Regions from separate parts of the Homo sapiens genome. Here region 1 is linked to region 2. Evidence: read pairs that join two places in POLR2A ChIA-PET (ENCODE). Cell type or tissue: OCI-LY7. All regions are shown on one strand. Each heading gives the region's core, and the rest is flanking DNA. Links, peaks and the distances in the headings are about the cores only. Region 1 has its middle 40 kb from the start of CBX3. Region 2 overlaps NFE2L3 (NFE2 like bZIP transcription factor 3).

Region 1 (5,386 bases), core at 66-5,065, 58 kb before region 2:
TCCTTTGTCCGGCTGCCTATAATCCCAGCATTTTGGGAGGCTAAGGCAGGCGGGTCGTTTGAGCCCAGGAGTTCCAACCTGAGCAACACGGCAAAACCCCATATCTATTAAAATACAAAAAAATTAGCCGGGTGTAGTGGCACATGCCTGTAGTCCCAGCTACTCAGGGGGCTTAGGTGGGAGGATCACCTGAGCCTGGGGAGGTCGAGGCTGTGGTGAGCCTCACACCACTGCACTCCAGCCTGGGTGACAGAGTGAGATCCTCGTATCAAAAAAAAAAAGTACAGTCTGTTAAATTTTAAAATGCATATAACTTTTCATGTAACAATTTCACTGTTAGGAATATGGTGTAGATTTTACTTATGCATAAATCCTTTATGCAGAAGATTTATATCCAAAGAGATTCACTATAGCGTTGTTTGGAAACAATATAAATGTCCATCACCAGAGGATTGGTTAAATAAATAAATAGAATATTAGCTAATAAAAAATGAGTTAGTTACAAACTGAAAAGAAATGACTTTCAAGGTGAATTTTGACTACTTGGTTTATAATTATATAGAGAGACTATCCCTGTGCTTACACAACCCAGGAAAGACATAGGAGAAATGATGATAGTTGGCAGCTGTGGGCAAACCACTTGGGAATCACACCAGCTCAGGGACCAGGTAGATAAGATCTGCTTAGTATCACCTATGATAGGGAATCATGCAAAACCTTTTGACTCCTGTCTCTTTGTATCCAGAAATTCCCACCCCACTACAATGAAAATAATTTAGGGTAATGTGGATTAAATTAAGCAAACAGGCTGGGGAACCAGACCATCTGGGTTTGAATTCCAGCTCCATTGCTTATAAGTTGTGCAACTTCGGGCAAGTTATTTAACTTCTTTGTGATACAATATTCTTATCTGAAAAAATTAGGATCATAAACAGTACATATTCATATTCAGAAAGTTGTAGGGAATTTGAATGAATTACTAAGTCTAGGAAATTTTGTTTCTGGCACATAGTAACTCAAAAAATGTGAGTTATTATTAGTAGTAGTAGTAATATTAGACCTAGAGAGAGGGAGGGAAGACAGGGTCTAAGTCTGGCAATCTTTTTTTTTTTTTTTTTGGAGGCAGGGTCTTGCTCTGTCGCCCAGGCTAGAGTACAGTGGCATGATCTTGGCTCACTGCAACCTCCACCTCCTGGGTTCAAGCGAGTCTCCTGCCTCAGCCTCCTGAGTAGCTGGGATTACAGGCGTGTGCCACCACGCTTGGCTAATTTTTGTATTTTAACAGAGACAGGGTTTTGCCATGTTGGCCAGGCTGGTCTCAAACTCCTGACCTCAGGTGATCCGCCTGCCTCGGCCTCCCAAAGTGCTGGGATTATAGGCATGAGCCACTGCCCCTGGTCCTGGCAGTCTTAAGACAAGGACACTTGATTTTTACTATGTAAACATGAGTAATGTTTGATTTTTTTTTTAAACCATGTACATGATTTTCTTTAGGGGAAAAGGAATTATTCTACAGAATAAAAAAAAAAAAAAAAGCCAGGTCATGGTAGATGTGAATGAACTATCCCACTCCATCCCAGGGTATACTTGGCAGATCATTCATTCATTCATGAGCATCAGGGCCAGGTTCCCTCTCCTGGTCTTTCTGTCTCTCAGTCTCCTCCCTCAACTCCAGCCCTCATGCTGGTCAGCAAAGTTTTATTGGCTCTCTCAAATGCATATAGAATAAAGTAGTAATTAAAAAACAAAATAAAATGAGGAACTGGGACTTTTGTTTGTTAGTTTGACCTATCTGTTTGGCAACAATTAAAAAGACAAAAAGTGCCTATTTTGGCAAATACGTTGGTGGGCGGATCTCCTAAGCCCAGGAATTTGAGACCAGCCTGGCCAACATGGCAAAACCCAGTTTCTACTAAAAATACAAAAATTAACTAGGTGTGGTGGCATCCGCTTGTGGTCCCAGCTACTCAGGAGGCTCACTTGAGCCCAGGAGGTGGAGGTTGCAGTGAGCCCAGATAACGCCAGTGCACTCCAGCCTAAGCAACAAAGCCAGACTCTGTCTCAAAAAATAAAATAATAAAAGTAAAAAGCAGTTATGAAATAACATATATGTTTTTATTTTTGTTCTAAAAAACCAATATATGTATCTTTGTGTCTACTGCACTTTCTTGCAAGTGTGTGCTCTTTTTTTTTTAATCCATCTATCATCTATCTATCTCTACGTTATTATCTGAAAAAGTCCTAGAAAGATATTGACAAAAAATTAGGGAGTAGGGTTGGGAGAAGCAGGGCTTTTACTGTCTACTGGTTTTCACTTTGGTACAGCTTGATTACTTTTCTTTCTTTTTTTTTTTTTTAACAATTAACATACATATATCAATTTTATGATTTCTTATTTCTATTTTGAAATAACAAAAATATATTGTTTGGAGCTTATAAATAGGAGTTTACATTGATGATGGAAGTGTAAATTCCAACAATATGTACAAACATAATTTGGCATTATGTTCCAAAATCCTTAAAAATGTGCATACTACATGATGGTAGCAATTTTACTTGAAGGAATTTATACTAAAGAAGCAAATAAAAATGCCCATCAAGATGCCTAATAATAGCCTGGGCAATATGGTGAAGCCCCACCTCTACAAAAAGATATGCATGCCTGTAGTCTCAGCTACTAGGGAGGCTGAGGTAGAAGGACTGATTGAGCCCAGGGAGGTTGAGGGTGCAGTGAGCCTTGATCATGCCATTGCACTCCAGCCTGAGCAAAAAAGTGAGATCCTGTTTCAAAAAAAAAAAAGTCCAAGCATGGTGGCTCACGCCTGTAATCCCAGCTACTCAGGACGCTGAGGCACGAGAATTGCTTGAACCAGGAGATGTAGGCTGCAGTGGGCCAAAGTTGCACAGTTGCACCCCAGCTTGGGCAACACAGCGAGACACACACACACAAAAGCTGCCTAATAGAAGGGTTTTGTTTTGTTTTTGAGGCATGGTCTCACTCTGTTGTCCAGGCTGGAGTGCAGTGGCCCAATCAGCTCACTGTAGCCTCTGCCTCCCAGGTTCATGTGATCCTCCCACCTCAGCCTCCCAAGTAGCTGGGATTACAGGCACACACCACCATACCCAGCTAAGTTTTTGTATTTTTTGTAGGGATGAGGTTTCGCCACACTGCCCAAGCTGGTCTCAAATTACTGGGCTTAAGCAATCCACCCACCTTTGCCTCCCAAAGTGCTAGGATTATAGGCATAAGCCACTGTGCCCGGCCAAGAGCAGGGCTTTGCCATGTTGGCCAGGCTGGTCTTGAATTCCTGACCTCAAGTGATCCTCCCCTCTCAGCCTCCCAAAGTGCTGGGATTATAGGCATGAGCAACCATGCCCGGCCATAAAAAATACTTTTTCTTTTTTTATGTGTGAGACAGGGTCTTGCTCTGTCACCAAGGCTAGAATGCAGTGGCGTGATCTCAGCTCACTGCAGCCTTGACCTCCTGAGCTCAAGCAACTCTCCTACCTCTGCCTCTAGAGTAGAAGGTATATGCCACTACACTTGGCTAATTTTTAAATTGTTTGTAGAGACAGGGTCTCCCTATGTTGGTCAGGCTGGTCTTGAACTCCTTGGCTCAAGTGATTCTCTGACCTCAGCCTCCCAAAGCGCTGGGATTACAGGCAACAGCCACTGCACCTGGCTGAAAAAAAGTTGTTAGTAATATTTCTGAGTACAACATTTCCTGCTTTGCTTTTAATAATATACTGTAAATACTCAGTCTCCACTCTGCAGCTGACTATGAAGGTGTTTATAATAACAGCTAATGACTGTGCGAAGCTTACCTTTTTTACTTTGTATTAAATCCAGCTTTCTGGATTTTTTTCTCTCAGTTATGCTTGTGTTTTTCCATATTCCTAAGGTGAAGTCAAGAGTAGGCACTGGAGCCTGTTGTCATGGATATAGATGACACTAAGTTGGTGAAAAGTATTCAATGACGAGAAAATATGATTATTTAGTCTCTGATATGAAGTAGTCCTTTTCTTAAAAAAAAAAAATTGGGCCAATGAAAGAAAATTTGACAATGGCTTCTGTAGATTATTTTAGGCTTTTATTTTTCTTTATTTAATTATATGGCTAAGAGAGAAGTCTGGTGTGTGAAGGTCAAACCTGGAGGTGATACAAAGCCATACCCTAAATTCTGATCTTAGCTCTATCACTAATTAGGTATGTCTGAGGCCTCTAAGTCCCTCTTTCCAAAAGCTTTAAAAACAATGACTTAGCCAAGTCTCCTACCGTTCAGCATAGTGCCCTAGATCCGGAGAATGCTATTTAATAGCTCTTTTAAAATCTTTTTGCATGCAGGCTCTTATGTCCTCAGAGTATTATATATTTTGTTTTTTATTTTTATTTTTTCTTTATTTTTCTTTTTGAGATGGAGTCTCGCTCTGTCACCCAGGCTGGAGTGCAATGGTGTGATCTTGGCTCCCTCTGCCTCCTGGGTTCAAGCGATTCTCCTGCCTTAGCCTCCTAAGTAGCTGGGATTACAAACACGCACCACCATGCCTGGCTAATTTTTGTATTTTTAGTAGAGATGGGGTTTCGCCATGTTGGCCAGGCTGGTCTTGAACTCCTAACATCAGGTGATCAACTCTCCTCGGCCTCCCAAAGTCCTGGGATTACAGGCATGAGCCACCAGCGTGGCCGGAGTATTATATATTCTGAAAATAGCAAGGTTATGTCATTTACAGATGATGAAACTGAGAAAGAGATAGATTAAAAGTTGGCCAATGTTTGACTAGATTGTGAGACAAGAGATCCAAAACCTGAATTTTCCAGCCCCTGAAACACTTACTGTCACAGGAAAAATATATAAGGGACAAATGTTTGTGAAGTGTCTCTCATCAGCAATGTCTACATCTGGAACAGTATAGTTTATCAACTTGTAACACTATCTTTTCCAATTTCTATGTTCTTCATCAAAATTCTTTCAAATGGCTGCATTAAGAGTTCATACTGGCCGTGTGTGGTGGCTCACACCTGTAATCCCAGCACTTTGGGAGGCCAAGGTGGGAGGATTGCTTGAGATCAGGAGTTTGAGACCAACCTGGGCAACATGGTGAAACTCCATCTTTACAAAAAATACAAAAATTATCTGGGCATGGTGGCGTGCCTCTATAGTCCCAGATACTTGGTAGGTGGAGGTGGGAGGATCACTTGAGCTTGGGAGGTGGAGTTTGCAGTGAGTGAGTGGAGATCGCGCCACTGCACTCCAGCCTAGGCGACAGAGCCAGACCTTGTTTCCAAAAAAAAAAAAAAAGAAAAGAAAAAAAAAACCAAACAAACAAACAAAAAACAGTTTGTACTATAGCTGTGCCATAGTTTACCATTTTCCTGGTGTTGAGT
Region 2 (5,386 bases), core at 174-5,173:
AAATAATTTGATCCCCAGTGTTTGCTCTTTTTGAAGTAACCAACTTACTCTTAAAAAGGATGGCTGCCAAGATGGAAAGTCTTACTGGGTTTTCATGTTAACCTATTCTTTGGACATAACTATGAATTTTGTATACAATGCACTTCATGAAAAGTTGTGGCTCCCCCAGATTGCCCACAAGTGTGATCTTGAAGTCCTAAACATTTGTCCATGTAAGCTTCAAAACAGCGTTAACTGAGTTATTCAAGTAGCAGTACTTAAAGATACAATTCTTGAAGCAGTTTCAATGGTTTCTGATCCAAATAATCAGTTTCTGAACATTACTACTTCACATAATAGAGTCCATCTTCAGTTTCTTCTCACTTTCTCTTTCCCTTTTGGGTTTCCTTTTTGTGGCCTGAGGCCACCAGTTCTTTGGGTACTATCAAGATACTTCCATCATGGGTACACTGGAGAGCATAGTGGTTGGGATTGACTGGCCTACCTTGGTCATCTCTTAATCTACTAAAAATATCATGATAAAGGTCATGCAGTTTCTGTTTCATTATGTTAATAGCTTTGTTACATTGTGCTTGCTCTCTCTTAAGAGTTTCCTTCTTTGCTTGCAAGTTACATACATCATCTTCTAAATTCAAAATTATGTCCAATTTGCGTTTACGACAGTTCTGCGCAGCAACTTTATTTTTCCCTCTTCGTCTGATGTCACGGATAAGTGAGACTTGTAGGTCTGTCAGATAATATCTACTTAACATGCTATTGAAAGAATCAACAGGCATGCCGACAATTTCATCTACAGAAAAAGGGATATGCAAAGCTTTAGCACGCTGTTCATCACGGCTCAAGTTTCTATCTGTGTCTTCAAGGTATCTACTCCTTATCTTCTGTGACTTCCCAGGCCACGGAAAAGGTTCAGAAGTAGATTCTGGTGCAGTTGGCTGTAAGTGGTAAGTGTGGTTATGAAATACGTGTTGAAATGTAAGATCTCCATGGAAATCAGAATCACTTTGATCCAAGTGACAAAGCTTACTGGGTTCTGGGTAGTAGCCACCTACAGCACCTTCTAAGTCATGATGGGAACTAGATTCATGGTCAGTGCAATAACCTATAGCACCTTCATCACACACAGAGTGAGAGGAATTAGACTTGATGACAGAGGTATTATTGTGACTTGAATCTAAAGAAAGGCCAGAATCAGAATCTGGTTCATCAAAAAGCTGAGAAACATCGATTGGATCAAAGTTGTCTTCTGTGGCCAATGACATTAAGTTTATCTCATCAAATATATTTATGTCAAGGTCATACAGTAGGTCTTGGCTTGTTAGATTCCTCATATGATTGTCAACCGGTGAAAGAAATCCTGTCAAATTAGTTCCAGGAAGGGTTTGCTCAGGATTGGTGGTATGAGAATTTAACTGCAGAAATGGTTCTTGTGACTGTGAAGTCCTTGCTGTTGGATCTCTTCTAAATGTATTGTTGGGACAAAGCAAGATGGCCTCATGAAGATTCACATCCTGACTTATAGCCTGGCTGAAGTTTACATGATAATGTGCTGAAGAATTCATGCCATCACTGATACTGCCTGGAAGAGGAATATCTCCCAATGAGATGCCCTGAAAAACGAAGGAGAAACACTTCAAACATGAATAGCCCTATTTCTGAAGCAGTTCTATTACCTAACAACTTTCTTTCCCCTCTTTTGTCAATTCCTCTACATTTAATAGAGATAGATGCTGTTGGCAGTAACTTCCTAGTTAAATACAGGCAATACAATACGAGATGTGAGTCCAAATCAGAATACCTGGAATTCTGAGTAACCTAGAAATTAAGATGGATTAGTATAAAAGCTGACTGGATTTTCTTAAAAAGTCTAATGTTACAATCTTGTAATTTGCTACTTTATAATAAGATGCAACTCATCCTAGCGGTTGGTAATCACATTGTGGAGGGTCAGGGATAATAAACTACAGTGAAGTAGTCTGGAGGAGAGAGGCTGTTTAAATGCCTCTAAGCGCTAAAACTACAAGGCTATTGTGAATATTGCTGCAATAAACATGGGGGTGCAGGTGTCCCTTTGATACACTGATTTCCTTTCCTTTGGATAAATACCTGATAATTCTTTTAGTTTTTTGAGAAATCTCCACGCTGTTTTCCATGACTAGTCTAAATTTGATTATACCTTTGGGATTATTTGGAAAGAGGAATGCTATACATATTTGGTTAATTCTAAGCTGAAGTGCTTCTGTAAAAATAAGCATTACTTTAAACTGCTGTGTCATCCAAGTAAAGGAGTTGTATTTGTTCACCAAAAGGTCAGTGCAGATATGTTCCTGCGAGGATAAAAGCCAAAGTTCCAATTACCTCCAGTGAATTTTCAGGCTGTGATGAAAGCAACTGGAATAAGTCTTCCAGAGAGAAAGAAGTATCTGTCCCATTCAGATGTCTCTGTAGAGAAACACAAAAAGTGCATCTTTCACATAAAAGACTGAACTGGTTGGGGCTTTAGGCTTTATCTTTAAAGGATCACCAGGTATTATTTCCACACTGGATTTTTATGCTATTATGTTCCTTGGTTGGAAGTTCTACTTTTTATTATATTTTGAGACGGATCTCACTCTGGCCCAGAATGGAGTGCAGTGGTGCAATCTCGGCTCACTACACCCTCTGCCTCCCAGGTTCAAAGGATTCTCCTGCCTTAGCCTCCGGAGTAGCTGGGATTACAGCTGTGCACCACCACGTCTGGCTAATTTTTGTATTTTTAGTAGAGACAGGGTTTCACCATGTTGGCCAAGTTGGTCTCGAACTTTTGACCGCAAGTGATCCACCCACCTAGGCCTCCCAAAGTGCTGGGATTACAGACGTGAGCCACTGCAGCTGACCTATTTCTCTGATTATGGTACTCAGTATTTCAACATGCATACTTAAAAGTCCAAAGCTAATCAGTATTTCTATTCCTACCATAAACAACTTCCATGTAATTTTTGGCTAATTGTTAGTTTCAGCTTATTTTGCCCCTCCATAGCCAGCCCTCCCAGTTGGTTACACAATTATATAATTTTGGCCAGGTGTGGTGGCTCACGCTTGTAATCCCAGCACTTTGGGAGGCCAAAGCAGGCAGATCGCCTGAGCCCAGGAGTTGGAGACCAGCTTGGGCAACACAACAAGACCGTTTCTACAAATTAAATTAGCTGGGTGTGGTGGTGTGCACCTGTGGTCCCAGCTACTCCGGGATGGTGAGGCAGGAGGACTGCCTGAGTCCAGGAGGTTGAGGCTGCAGTGAGTCGTGACAGCGCTGCCACACTCCAGCCTAACAGAATGAGATCTCGTCTCAAAAAATATTTTTACAGTCAATACTTATTTACATTTACTCCAATTTGTTTTTTTAAAACCAATTTATCGATGCTTCATCTCACTCCTGGCCTTTATGCTTTAGCCTCTTTCTAGTTGAAAGAACTCTTCAGAGTTCTTTTTAGAGAGGACCTGAGCAGTAAACCCAGTTTTTGTTACATGGAATTATTTTGAGACAGTCTTGTCCTGTCGCCCAGGCTGGAGAGCACTGGTGAGATCTCAGCTCACTGCAATCTCCGCCTCCTGGGTTCAAGTGATTGATTCTTGTGTGTCAGCCTCCCGAATAGCTGGGACTACAGGCATGTGTCACTGCGCCTGGCCAATTTTTATATTTTTAGTAGAGCTGGCGTTTTGCCATGTTGGCCAGGCTTGTCTTGAACTACTGACCACAGGTGATCCACCTGCCTTGGCCTCACAAAGAGTTGGGATTACAGGCATGAGACACCATGCCCGGCCTACATGGAATTATTTTGCCTTCATGCTTAAATGATGAGTTAACTGGTAAAAATATAAGGTTTAATGTTTTCCCTCAGTACTCTGTCTTATGGCATTTATTACTACTGGTAAGTTTGCTCTCAGTGTTATTTATAATGAAACTTTTCTATCTCAGGTAATTTAAAAAATGTTTCTTCTTAGTTCTTGACGTTCTGTTTCAATCTGGTATGTCTAGGACTTAATTTGTTTTCGTTAGGAGCTCTGTGTAGTCCTTTAATCTGAGGACTTTTCTGGAAATATTTTGCCATAAACTCATTTTAAATATTGCTTATCTTTCATATTTTATAGTTTCTTCTGGGACTCCTATTAGAAGTAACTTAGATTTTTCTCTTCTATCATTGTCTCAATTTTGCTTTCATATTTTGCATCTTCTCTGGTATATTCTAGATAATTTTCTTAGATCTTTCTTCCAACTTACCCTTTTCCTTAGCTGTTCACATCACTTCCACTGAATTTTCAATGAAAATGACTTTTTTCATATCTAGAATTTCATTTGGGCTCTTTTCTAGATCTTTTTCTTTTTTCATGATAGTCTGTTCTTGCCTTATAGATTCTGTTCCTATGAACAATTTAAACACTGATTTAGAGTCTTTTTCAGAGGACTAGGAATCCTGACTTTTGCATATGCTGACTCATGGCTATTTATGTCATTTTTAATTCTTAAAAGGTGAGCATTTTGGGGAGCAGTTTTGCATTTTTCTTTTCAAGAACCAGTGTTTATATCATTTTCCAGACTGTACTTTCTCTTGGCCGAGGATTCTTGATGGTGATGGTAGTGTGCATTCAGATCTTATATCTAGCTTTGGGGCCCCCACTGGGGTTCTGATTTCTAAAGGGTAGCTAGAATTGTACCAGTCCCCATTTCCTAGATATTCTTCCAGAGTTGTCATCTGGAAGAATGGAAATGCCAGTGATTCACTGGTCTAACTCATTTCTGTTTTATTTCAACAAGCTTTAAAAGCACCTACTAAGTAATAGCCCAATAAAAGAACAGAAATATCTTGTCAGAGCTACTATAAGAAATGTGGCTGGGTGCAGTGGCTCACACCTGTAATCCCAGCACTTTGGGAGGCCAAAGTGGGCAGATTGCTTGAGCCCAGGAATTTGAGACCAGCCTGAGCAACATGGTGAAACCCCACTTCTACTGAAAATACAAAAAATTAGCTGGGCATGGTGGTGTGCACCTATAGCCCCAGTTACTTGGGAGGCTGAAGTGGGAGATCACCTGAGCCCAGGAGGTTTAGGCTGCAGTGAGCCATGACAGCGCCACTGCACTTTAGCCTGGGTGACAGAGTGAGATCCTGTCTCCCCCGCCGCCTTCCTCAAAAAAAAAAAAAGTGTTAAGTACACGAAGATGTGACGTAAATGCTCAGGCTAGGAACATGGAGATAACACAATGAGGAACCAAGCCTGATAAGAATTAGGCACAAATGCCTGGCTTTGAATGATTAATATGTTTCTGAAAAGTTTTGTCCAAATTGATGTTTGTCCTATGTCAAATTACATTTTAAATTCTCTCCAAGGAAGCTCCCTACTTCATTTGTCT

The links. ChIA-PET counts read pairs that join two places held together with the same protein. Peaks named below come from ENCODE experiments on the same cell type or tissue, not always from the same donor. Only the 100,000 strongest peaks of a DNase experiment are listed, where the experiment ranks them.
Region 1: POLR2A ChIA-PET joins it to region 2 with 5 read pairs; 12 of 35 experiments call an interaction of 5 or more read pairs at or near these places.

The regions. Positions count from the first base shown.
Region 1 is chr7:26,238,690-26,244,075 of GRCh38, reverse strand. No RefSeq gene overlaps it. Among named protein-coding and RNA genes, the nearest start is that of CBX3, 40 kb to the right of the region's middle. In OCI-LY7, for the core only: no CTCF peak of the experiment used is centred there; no DNase peak of the experiment used is centred there.
Region 2 is chr7:26,180,757-26,186,142 of GRCh38, reverse strand. It overlaps NFE2L3 (NFE2 like bZIP transcription factor 3), which reads right to left. Exons shown (of 4, transcript NM_004289.7): 3 at 2,359-2,442; 4 at 1-1,610. The coding sequence ends at 360. Among named protein-coding and RNA genes, the nearest start is that of HNRNPA2B1, 17 kb to the left of the region's middle. RefSeq lists enhancers at 273-502, 523-572, 5,040-5,334. In OCI-LY7, for the core only: no CTCF peak of the experiment used is centred there; a DNase peak (open chromatin) is centred at 932; H3K27ac peaks cover 1,462 bases.